4 separate regions of the Homo sapiens genome follow, and regions 2, 3 and 4 are each linked to region 1. The links are chromatin contacts, found by Hi-C or POLR2A ChIA-PET in ENCODE. All regions are on one chromosome and are shown on one strand. Each heading gives the region's core, a stretch centred on a gene start or an enhancer-like site at or near the end of the contact. The rest is flanking DNA. Distances are from core to core; before and after follow the strand shown.

The links. A loop is a pair of places that touch in the nucleus more often than their neighbours do. ChIA-PET counts read pairs that join two places held with the same protein, here RNA polymerase II (POLR2A). Pooled maps may share reads with other maps.
Region 2: a pooled map shows a loop between it and region 1 (12-fold over the local background). The contact joins two enhancer-like sites. A Hi-C loop is called at or near these places in 6 of 37 single-sample maps with no recorded cell type and 8 of 50 pooled maps. POLR2A ChIA-PET finds 5 or more read pairs at or near these places in 1 of 52 experiments (A673).
Region 3: a map with no recorded cell type shows a loop between it and region 1 (2.9-fold over the local background). The contact joins the promoter of GPR31 here to the enhancer-like site in region 1. A Hi-C loop is called at or near these places in 11 of 37 single-sample maps with no recorded cell type and 5 of 50 pooled maps. POLR2A ChIA-PET finds 5 or more read pairs at or near these places in 1 of 52 experiments (OCI-LY7).
Region 4: a loop to region 1 is called in a map with no recorded cell type, with 4 times the contacts of the local background. The contact joins the promoter of CCR6 here to the enhancer-like site in region 1. A Hi-C loop is called at or near these places in 9 of 37 single-sample maps with no recorded cell type and 5 of 50 pooled maps.

What each region holds. Positions count from the first base shown.
Region 1 is chr6:166,829,350-166,832,031 of GRCh38, reverse strand. It overlaps a transcript of RPS6KA2 not described here. Among named protein-coding and RNA genes, the nearest start is that of RPS6KA2-AS1, 73 kb to the left of the region's middle. Within about 2 kb of position 1,376, at least 2 of the 41 ENCODE cell types and tissues checked have a DNase peak (open chromatin) inside an H3K27ac peak, as active enhancers do.
Region 2 is chr6:166,486,912-166,489,593 of GRCh38, reverse strand. RPS6KA2 (ribosomal protein S6 kinase A2) reads left to right here. Exons shown (of 21, transcript NM_021135.6): 10 at 673-761. Among named protein-coding and RNA genes, the nearest start is that of MIR1913, 21 kb to the left of the region's middle. Within about 2 kb of position 1,338, at least 19 of the 41 ENCODE cell types and tissues checked have a DNase peak (open chromatin) inside an H3K27ac peak, as active enhancers do.
Region 3 is chr6:167,156,661-167,159,342 of GRCh38, reverse strand. It overlaps GPR31 (G protein-coupled receptor 31), which reads left to right and starts at 1,363. Exons shown (of 1, transcript NM_005299.3): 1 at 1,363-2,682. The coding sequence starts at 1,512. The coding sequence ends at 2,471.
Region 4 is chr6:167,121,747-167,124,428 of GRCh38, reverse strand. CCR6 (C-C motif chemokine receptor 6) reads right to left here and starts at 1,333. Exons shown (of 3, transcript NM_031409.4): 1 at 1,206-1,333.

The DNA of each region.
Region 1 (2,682 bases), core at 127-2,626:
TCATCTATACATGTATGTATATATGTATCTATCATCCATATATCTGTGTATCTATTATCTACGTATGTATCTATGTAGCTATCTATCCATCCATCTATTATCTATCATCTGTCTATCTATCCATCCATCATCTATCTATCCATCTATCATCTGTCTATCATCTATGTATATATGTATCTATATATCTATTACCTATGTATGTGTCTACTATCTATCATCTATCTATCTATCATCTATCTATGTATCTATCATCTATCTAGTATGTAATTCTGTTATTGTGTGTATGTATGTAGATGTGGTAAAATACAATTTGTTTAAAAATATTTCCTGTTATAGTTTTTATTCTCAGTTTTGGAATTTCTCTCTGTGGTCTTTTGCTACCGAGCCCAGGCCCAGGGAAGGTGAGGGCAAATGCGGCATGGAAATAGAACAGCACCTGTTCCCTAAGGGAGCGTCTCTCAGTGGGGGCCAAGCCTTCCTCTGTGGGAAGAAGGAGCCTGTGAAGAGGTGCGGACAAGGCAAGAGTGTCTTGGTCCTCACTGCCCTTACAGCTGAAGCTTTCTGTCTGGCAGGGGCAGGGGGGAAGGTGTCATGCTGGTGTAGAAATACACAGAGTGGTTGAAGGAAGGGCAAATTCAAGTTGAAGTAGAGAAGCTCCATAGTCATCATGGCCACGGACCCACTGTGGACCTGAGCAGAAGAGAGATGGCAGGGAGGGTAAGGATCTGAGAAGGGATCCCTGGTGAGGCCTCCGGTCCTGGATGCGTGGAGCAGCCTCTGAGGAACCTGCCTCTGAGCAAGTTTAGTGAGGTGCGCAGGACCAACACCTGCGGAGAGTGGAGGAGGAGGTGGGGGCAGGGAGCAGCTGCATTGTCAGTGTGGATGGCCCAGGAGGGAGGCGCCTCTTCCATCAGGGGTTCTCTCCGTGGATGGACCCAATACCCCCTGCCACTGGAGGGTCTGGGCTCCAGGCCCTCAGAGGTGTGGTTGGCCACATGCGTGGTGAGTCAGGGGTCCAGGGAGGCCTTCGTTGCAGAAGAAACTCCCCAACCACAGCGTGTGACCCAGCCCAAGGGAGAGCCTGGGTCTGGCCAGAGTGCCTAATGGTCAGGGCTCTAGCTTGATAGGGGGGAGCTGGGAAAGAGGAAACAATAATGTCCCAAATCTCAAAGAAAAGGCCTTAAAAATCAACACAGTGCCAGGACGGAAGGCTGTGGCTCTGGGATCCCACACAGCCATGGAGATGACAGCTAAGGCAGTAACACAGGTTTCAGCCCCCGCTTTCAGATCTGGGTCTGAGAGGACTGACGCTTGGTGTGATGAGAAATGTCAGAACCCACAGCAGAAAGCTGTGGGCTCACACGCTAAGGCAGATTTAGAGGGCAGGCCTTACTTCCCTTGCCTCGTAGGAAATTGTCCATGAACTCTGCATGTGTCATTTCTTGTGCATGTATTGGGAGAGATGTTTTATACTTTGTATCAGCGATGAGCTTTTTTTAAAAAGAAATTATAAAAATATAAAATGTACCATCTTAACGGTTTCTAAGTATGTCAGAGGTATTCAGGGCTTTCACATCATTGTACAACCATCACCACCATCCACCTCCAGAATACTTCTCATTTTGCAACACTGAAACTCTCTGCCTGTTAAAAACTAACCAACTCTCTGTTCTCCACTTCCCTCAGCCACTTCCCCAATGAGACAGCAACTGTTCTACTTTCTGTCTCTATAATTTTGACACTCTAGGCACCTCATGTAAGCAGAATCACACAGCATTTGTCTTTTTGCAACTGGTATATTCACTTAGCGTAATGTCCTCAAGGTTATGGGCTCCATGTTGTAGCATGTGTGAAAATTCCTTTTCTTTTCTTTCTTTCTTTCTTTCTTTCTTTTTTTTTTTTTTTTGAAATGGAGTTTTGCTTTTGTTGCCCAGGCTGGAGTGCAATGGTGCGATCTCGGCTCATGCAATCTCCGCCTCCCAGGTTCAAGCGATTCTCCTCCCTTGACCTCTGGAGTAGCTGGGATTACAGGCGCCCACCACTACGCCCAGATAGTTTTTGTATTAAAAATTAAAAATACTAAAAGTAGAGATGAGGTTTCACCATGTTAGCCAGGCTAGTCTTGAACTCTGGACCTCAGGTGATCCACCTGCTTCTGCCTCCCAAAGTTCTGGGATTACAGGCATGAGCCACTGCACCCAGACAAATTCCTTTTCTTCTTAAGGCTGAACGGTGTTCCATTGTAGGTATATACACATCACATTTTGTTCTTCCACTCGTCTGCTGATGGACCATTGGGTTGCTTCCATCTTCAGAGTACTGTGAGTCAAGCTGCTGTGAACATGGGTAGACAAATACCTGTTTAAGTCTCTGCTTTTCAATCTAGCAGGGGAATTGATGGACCATATAATAATTTTTTTTTTTTTTTTTTTTTTTTTTTTTGAGACAGAGTCTCGCTCTGTTGCCCAGGCTGGAGTGCAGTGGCGCGATCTTGGCTCACTGCAAGCTCCGCCTCCAGGTTCACGCCATTCTCCTTCCTTAGCCTCTGGAGTAGCTGGGACTACGGGCGCCCGCCACCATACCCGGCTAATTTTTTGTATATTTAGTAGAGACGGGGTTTCTCTGTGTTAGCCAGGATGGTCTCCATCTCCTGACTTCCTGATCCACCCGCCTCAGCCTCCT
Region 2 (2,682 bases), core at 89-2,588, 340 kb after region 1:
TTTGCTAAAGCTGGAATAATCCCTGACAGCAAGTCACGGGTGTGGCCTCAGGGCATTCCACTTGGGAGGGATGGAGAATTTCTGGAGGGAGCACTAGGCTCTGCGCGTGGGGTTCTCAGTGTGCTCTGAGGACTCCGGTGGTCCTGAGACCCTCCCGGGGTTTGCAGGTCCTCCTCTCGCAGGTTTTCTTCATAGCATCGCAACAGACCGAGCACAGGGTCCAGCTGTCTCCTATGAGCCAGGAAGAGACGCACCCAAGTGCAGAACAATGCCACTAAAGACTTTTTTATATGTATGTTTGAGAAAACATAGATAATTTCCATTAACAATGTTATTTGTGTTAATGGGAGTGTTATTGTTTTTTAATGATTTTATTATTAAATAATGTTTATTAATAAAAATTTATTAAAGTGAATTAGGAAATGGAAATTATACAAATTTCTCACTTTACTTTCTACTGTGGTAAATATCACAGCTGTAACCCACATAAACATAAGCTCTTTGGTGTCCTCAGTAACTTTTAAAGCATAAAAGGGTCCTAAGACCCACGTGGTAGAGCACGGGCTGCTCTGGGTGACTGCGATTGAGGTCTCTGAATGCTGACTGGGGCCCTCTTTATAGCTTGTCCTTGTTCTCCTAAAATAGATCCTAAAATAGGATCTTGTTTTTCAGAGCCAAGCTGGGGATGCCGCAGTTCCTCAGTGGGGAGGCACAGAGTTTGCTGCGAGCTCTCTTCAAACGGAACCCCTGCAACCGGCTGGGTAAGATTCCCCGGGACACCCCACCACGGGAACGTGCAGGGCGCTGCCCCGCAAGCTACAGTGGAGATGTGGAGGGCCACCCTCCTGCTCCGGCCCAATGCCAACCAAGGTCACTGAAAACAGACCTCACCTAGAGGTTGAAATAGTACCAGTGCCATCTGAGCTCCAGGAAAAAAGGCCCCTTCACAGCTTCTAAAACACATAGTTGCTGCCAAAATACCATAAGCTGTTTTCTAAAAGCCACTGGTTTTACCCAAAATGGTAGTATCCTTCAACCAATCTGACTTCCCTGAGTTTTGAAAGTCTCTAAGCTAAGGACAGAACCGTTGAAAAGCTGCTTCTAATTTAATTCTCCCTAAATTGAGAAACCTCCACATCTATTAAAATCAGGATCTACTTTAACTACTGATTGATTTTCTTTTCGTGTATGTGACAGCGTATTGAGGATTACTCCGTGGGCTGGGCCGGTCTTAGCGAGTTGGCGCGGCCGTGTTGTCTCAGAGTCAGACAGCAGCAGGAGCAGGGTGTTTCCGGTTCAGACAGCAGCAGGAGCAGGGTGTTTCCGGTTTAGACAGCAACTGGAGCAGGGTGTTTTCGGTTCAGACAGCAGCAAGAGCAGGGTGTTTCCGGTTTAGACAGCAACTAGAGCAGGGTGTTTACGGTTTAGACAGCAACTGGAGCAGGGTGTTTCAGGTTATTTTAACAAGAAAACGAAAGGAACACATTAAATTCTGTTTTTTTTTAAACTCTAACCTCATAGATAGAAGACATACCAGAGGGGAAGGCAAAAGTTAAATCAGGAAATACTTCATTTCGGAAAAAATACTAGATTTTCCTCTCTGCATGCCTTAACCCCAAAGAAAGAAGGACCCATTTAACTTCTTCCCCACATCAGCTTCCATTGCAGGGAACTTTTGCATTCATTTGCAATCCTTCAGTGATTGAAAGTGAAGCTAATCAAAAGTACCTTCCTACTCCACAGTCATATTTCACAATGTGAGATAATTGAAGTATAACTGTGATCTTAGAAAAAAGGAGTTAAGGTGATTTTTAAAAATCAACATTGATGTATTTAAAGTACTGAGTACTAATCCCCATGAGATTCATCTTGTAATGAATTGTCATAGTTGTATTCACCTAATTAAACACATTTACATCCAACTTCTAATCCAGATTTTTATCACGTAAACCACTCTTCCTTCCTGCAGATTCATCTTCATAGTAATTCTTTACTTCATATAAAGATGTCCCATAGTTGTATTTCCGAGGCAGTTCTCCTCTGTGTAAGCAGATATTTTATTCCACTCTACAGACCTCTCGGTGATAACCCACTGTCAGCGCCTTTGTCCACTCAGCCTGTTTTCATTCTTCCACACAACACAGTAAAGCAATTCCTCCTTGTCACCGAGCACCTCTGCATGCCGAGCGTGGCTACCAGGAGAGCAGGTGACACAGTGAGCTCCCGTGGCACTGGTGACGTCAGAGCAGGTGACACGGTGAGCTCCCCGTGGCATGGGTGATGTCACAGGGTGTTCTGCCGTCACTGTCTGCCAGTCACTGCAGGCCAATCCAGAAAGCCCAGGGCACGTGGGTGTGTGTCAGGAGAGTAAATCCCTGCAACATTTCAGCACCTTGGTAAAACCATCAGAATGTTAAATGTATGCACCCTTTTGCCCAGAAGTGTTACTTCCAGAAATCTCTCCAACAGAAATAGCCATACCTGCGTAAAAGGGGTACAAATAAACGGTGTTTGCCGAAGGTCTTCCTGTTTAACAAAGACCTGAAGATGAAGTAAGCATCAATCAATAAGGAAATCATTGAATCAATTATGAAACGTCCACACCACAGCCTGGGGCTGGAGGACGGTGTCTCGGCCACGGCTCTGCACCGTCTGCATTTTGGGCCGGTTAATTCTTGTTTT
Region 3 (2,682 bases), core at 114-2,613, 330 kb before region 1:
CAGAGAGGCTTAATAAATACTCTAGTAAAAGCATCAAGCTCTCACAACACCCAGACATGGCGCTAAGTGCTTTACCTGTAATAGTACCTTGACTACTCAAAAGAACTCTTCAAGAAGGTGTTACCATCTTCACCTCTCAAGTGAAGAGCCTGGAGTTCAGAGAAGTTAATTTGCTTTCCCAAAACCACACTGCTAATAAATGGAGAAACAAAAAATTATAACTAAAGTTTACTTAACTCCAAAATTCAAACCAGGCTGAATGGACCCAAGATAAATTAGAGTCAACAGTGGGAGAGGACCAACTTAAATTAGAGTCAATATGGGTAAGACCTATGATGAAGTAGGGTCACCAGTTGGTAAGGATCAAGATGAAGTAGGATCAAGAATGGTTAGGACTGAGATAAATTAGGATCATCAGTGGGTAAGAACCAAGATGCAGTAAGGTCAAAAGTGGGAAAAGATCAAGATGAAGTAGGGTCAACGTTGAGTGAAGACCAGGATGAATTAGGGTCAATAGTGGGTAAGGACCAAGGTAAATTAGGGTCAACATTGGGTGAGAACCAAGTATAATAGGGTCATTGATGGGTAAGGACTGAGATGTATTAGGGTCATCAGAGGGTAATGATGACTGCACACGTTTATTCATCAAAGAAATGCTTGTTGATAATGCTGTGTGCCAGGCATTGTCTGTCACTAGCGACACATGGATATATGGAGTATGTCCCTGGCTGATGAACCTAACTTTCTAGTGGATTCTACGCATTTTTACAAGCCATTGATTTTTCCATGCTTCCAGGGCCCACTCCAGGCCCTGCTGGTCCAGATCCCAATCCAAGTGGTGTACTAGGTAGGAAAGACTCCAGCAGAGAAAATAAAATAAATTTGTATTTAACAAAACACAAGTACAAGTGAAACCATCAGCTATGGAATGAGCAGGTTGTCTCAAATCCCCTTTCAAGTTTAAGTGTGGGGACCACATCTGACCAGTGTGTAAAATCAAGCCCCATGCAGAAGGATCCCAGCAAGCGTCCTTTATGTATGAAAAGGAAGAAGAAAATTTCCCCATGAAACATATTCAAAGTAGAGAACAATCTTTTTGATTCCATTGTTATTTTAATTGTATACAGACATAGGAGTCTTTGCATAATTAGACTTTTCCTTCTTTCAGGACTGTGGATGCAAAGCCCTGGACCCCCAGACGTTATAGGACATTACTCCTCAGCTTTGCAGCCCGGTGATGTGAAGCGAAACACCATTTCCCCTTTTTTATGGCGGAAGAAAACAGAACACAACTGCAAAGGGGCTTTTCCCTCCCCTGCTCATCCTCTTTCCCCAAATGAATTTTGGTTTGCTGTGGACTCTATTCTGCTGAGGAACTGTTCTTGTTGGGCAAATGTAGATCTTGTCTACTCTGTGGCAGGAAAAGGCCTTTTCTTTCATTTTGTAAGAAAGAGCACAGAGTTCCTCCTGTACCTGCTCCAGCTGTGCCTGCAGCCCCTCACGGCCGGGTGATGCCATTCCCAAACTGCTCAGCCCCCAGCACTGTGGTGGCCACAGCTGTGGGTGTCTTGCTGGGGCTGGAGTGTGGGCTGGGTCTGCTGGGCAACGCGGTGGCGCTGTGGACCTTCCTGTTCCGGGTCAGGGTGTGGAAGCCGTACGCTGTCTACCTGCTCAACCTGGCCCTGGCTGACCTGCTGTTGGCTGCGTGCCTGCCTTTCCTGGCCGCCTTCTACCTGAGCCTCCAGGCTTGGCATCTGGGCCGTGTGGGCTGCTGGGCCCTGCACTTCCTGCTGGACCTCAGCCGCAGCGTGGGGATGGCCTTCCTGGCCGCCGTGGCTTTGGACCGGTACCTCCGTGTGGTCCACCCTCGGCTTAAGGTCAACCTGCTGTCTCCTCAGGCGGCCCTGGGGGTCTCGGGCCTCGTCTGGCTCCTGATGGTCGCCCTCACCTGCCCGGGCTTGCTCATCTCTGAGGCCGCCCAGAACTCCACCAGGTGCCACAGTTTCTACTCCAGGGCAGACGGCTCCTTCAGCATCATCTGGCAGGAAGCACTCTCCTGCCTTCAGTTTGTCCTCCCCTTTGGCCTCATCGTGTTCTGCAATGCAGGCATCATCAGGGCTCTCCAGAAAAGACTCCGGGAGCCTGAGAAACAGCCCAAGCTTCAGCGGGCCCAGGCACTGGTCACCTTGGTGGTGGTGCTGTTTGCTCTGTGCTTTCTGCCCTGCTTCCTGGCCAGAGTCCTGATGCACATCTTCCAGAATCTGGGGAGCTGCAGGGCCCTTTGTGCAGTGGCTCATACCTCGGATGTCACGGGCAGCCTCACCTACCTGCACAGTGTGCTCAACCCCGTGGTATACTGCTTCTCCAGCCCCACCTTCAGGAGCTCCTATCGGAGGGTCTTCCACACCCTCCGAGGCAAAGGGCAGGCAGCAGAGCCCCCAGATTTCAACCCCAGAGACTCCTATTCCTGACAACAGCCAGCGTCCTCAACGCCCGTGTTTATGGAACTACCTGCGACCTAAATAATAATTACTCCTACTTTGGGATTCTGGAAGAAGAAGAAGTCTTAAGACTGCAATACAAGGATCAGAGCATAAACATGGGCACAGTTGCTGCAGGTGTGGTCTTATACTTTGTTGACCAGGGTGGTCCTCTGTGATTTTACCTTGTAGAGTGGCAAAT
Region 4 (2,682 bases), core at 84-2,583, 290 kb before region 1:
ATACCTTTTTAGATAAGCATCAGTGGAGCTGAAACTCTAGGCTGGCTTCCTTCTGCTTTTGAATGAGAGTGGCTAAGGAGGAGACCAGGAGGTTTGATTTTTTTTTTGTTTTCCCCCGGTGATTTGTTTATTAAGCTTCTGTGGGTTGGTTTTTTTTTTTTTTCAGTTCCTTTAATTTCTTTGGAAGTTTGCTTTTATGTTTTCTGTTTTATTTGCAGAAATTACATCTTTAACCATTTAAAGAATAGCTTTAGTTATGGCCTTGCATTTTTGTTTTTCTTTATAAAGCTGATCTCTACAATATCTATGTCCTGCTGCTAAGTGGACTTTGGAGCTGATCTCCGGCTGGAGTGCAGTAGCGTGATCTCGGCTCACTGCAACCTCCGCCTCCCAAGTTCCAGTGATTCTCCTGCCTCAGCCTCCCAAGTAGCTGGGATTACAGGCACATGCCACAATGCCTGGCTAATTTTTGTATTTTTAGTAGAGACGGGATTTTACCATGTTGGCCAGGCTGGTCTCGAACTCCTGACCTCAGCTGATACACCCAGCTTGGTCTCCCAAAGTGCTGAGATTACAGGTATGAGCCACTGCACCTAGCCTGGCTCCCTTTAATATCATTGTGTATTATTTTCTGGTCATAAGATACTGCCTTCATAATCACAGTGGCATTGGCAGCCCTCATGAGAGCTTTGCAACTGAGACTTGTTGAAATTTCCACCTTGTCAATTTCTCTTAACTCCCCCTCACAAGCTCCTTCCTGCTCAATCTTAGGCTGTCCGGGATGCCCACTCATCAGCCTTCATTGCATAAATGACTTACTGCCTCCAAAATATTTCTTAGCTTAATTTTTTTGTTTTCCAAAATCTTTCAGTGTATTTGATCAAATAAAGAATCACATTCCTCTCCAGACTGATGCCCTGAGGATATCTCCTGTATGAGGAGCAAGTACCCAGACCATCACCGAAGCTCCAGTGCAGGGAGCGAGTATGAAATCCCTTACTATACACTTAGAGGAAAAGTGGGCTTCCTAAAACCATAAAGTCAATGCTTTCAGGAAAGGAAGTCTGTGTCGTTAAGCATAAACATGGTCAATATGCCAGCATTCTGGAAGATTAATGAGTAAAACAGTCCCATTCCTGTCAGACTAGGGGATCAAAGAAGTTACATTTTTGAAAGAAAAGTCTCAGGGGCCTTGGCATGCTCACCTCAGGCAGTGCTCTGATCCACTCCCTTCAGCCTCACTCCGGGCCCCACAATCTGATGACTCCAGCTCACCAATGTGATGACCATCTGTCAATAAGATGCAGCTTCTAGCAGTCATTAAGAAAAAAGCGGTGAGCTACTAGAATTGCCCAAAAGCAAGTTCTGGATTGCCACTTCCTATTGAAAAGTAACGCCTATTTGCCCAAATGCAAATGGTTAACCATGTATATCCTGTAGGGTATTGAGTAATCGTAGGATCCCTGGAATCAAAGTCCAACCAATGGTAAAGTGATAAGAAAAAGAGAGGCATTGAACTCCCCAGAGGAAGACAGCCTTTGCATGGTTTTCAATTTGCAGCAATGAGTTTGTACCCAAACTTTCATACTCCTTTACCTGGTTATCTCCTGGGAGCAAGGAGTCTCTGCAAGCCGACTGGGAAGATTTGGGAACGTTTGCAAGAGGCCGTGTGAGTTAAAGACATGGGCCGGGAGCACTTTTGTGTGGAGTCAGTCAGTCCTGGCCCCACCCCGAAAGCTGTGCAGCCACAGAAGGGCCACTGAGCCCCAGCAAGCCTCGGTTTCCTCTTTCAGAAGAAAGACCATGACAGCTCTAACCTCAGAGGGTTCCGAGAAATAGCCATGCCCGTCCACGGAAGCCGAGGAGCAGCGCCTGAAGGAGAGGTGGTTCTCCATGCATCTCAGCTATTATTACAAGATACTTTGAGAGCAACAGAGGAGCTCCTCAATCAAAAGCGGGCACCTAATCTTCATGTGGCACAGAGACAGAATCTCTGGGTGACGATGCGGGTCACTGCCCTGTCTTTAGACATATCAAGGAAAGCAGCTGACGACAAGTCACTCAGAAATTTATTTGTAGATGCAAGTGCTTAAAAAATAGAAAAGAACCCTAGAATCACAAGGCTGTTCGCACCTGGGTTGCTGTGAACCACGTCTCAGGAAATAACAAAAGTTTTACAGACAATAGGTTCGTGATCAATTCTCAGCCAGCCTGATGGACTCACACTTTCTCCACTTCCCAGTGCACTGTGCCTCCCCACCCCCAGGCTGCCCACGAGGCTCCACTGCCCGCTGCCCAGCTCTGCTCTATCTTGACCACACCTCACCTGGGTCGCTCCTTCCTGCAGAGCCCTGAGCTCCACGTCCTCACGCCTGAGTGAGCCTGAGAAGCTGGAGCGCACCCCTTATCATCTCTCTGGGGAACCAGCTAGACACAGCAGGACCTGTGTCCTGCTCAACCCCACTGGCCATTTTCCCGGGTTTGTCCAGGGTCCCCTCCAAAGACTCTGCTGGCCCCAGTGGCTCCCCCTTACTGGATAAAAGAAGGGCCTTTTCTGTTTGAAGTGCTTGCAGACCTATGGTCACGGGGTCCTCTTGCTGCCATCATTCCTCTCCCTGCCTTACAACAATCCTTCCAAACAAAGCCTCTCCTGACTAAGTCCTGGCTGTTTTCCTCTAACAG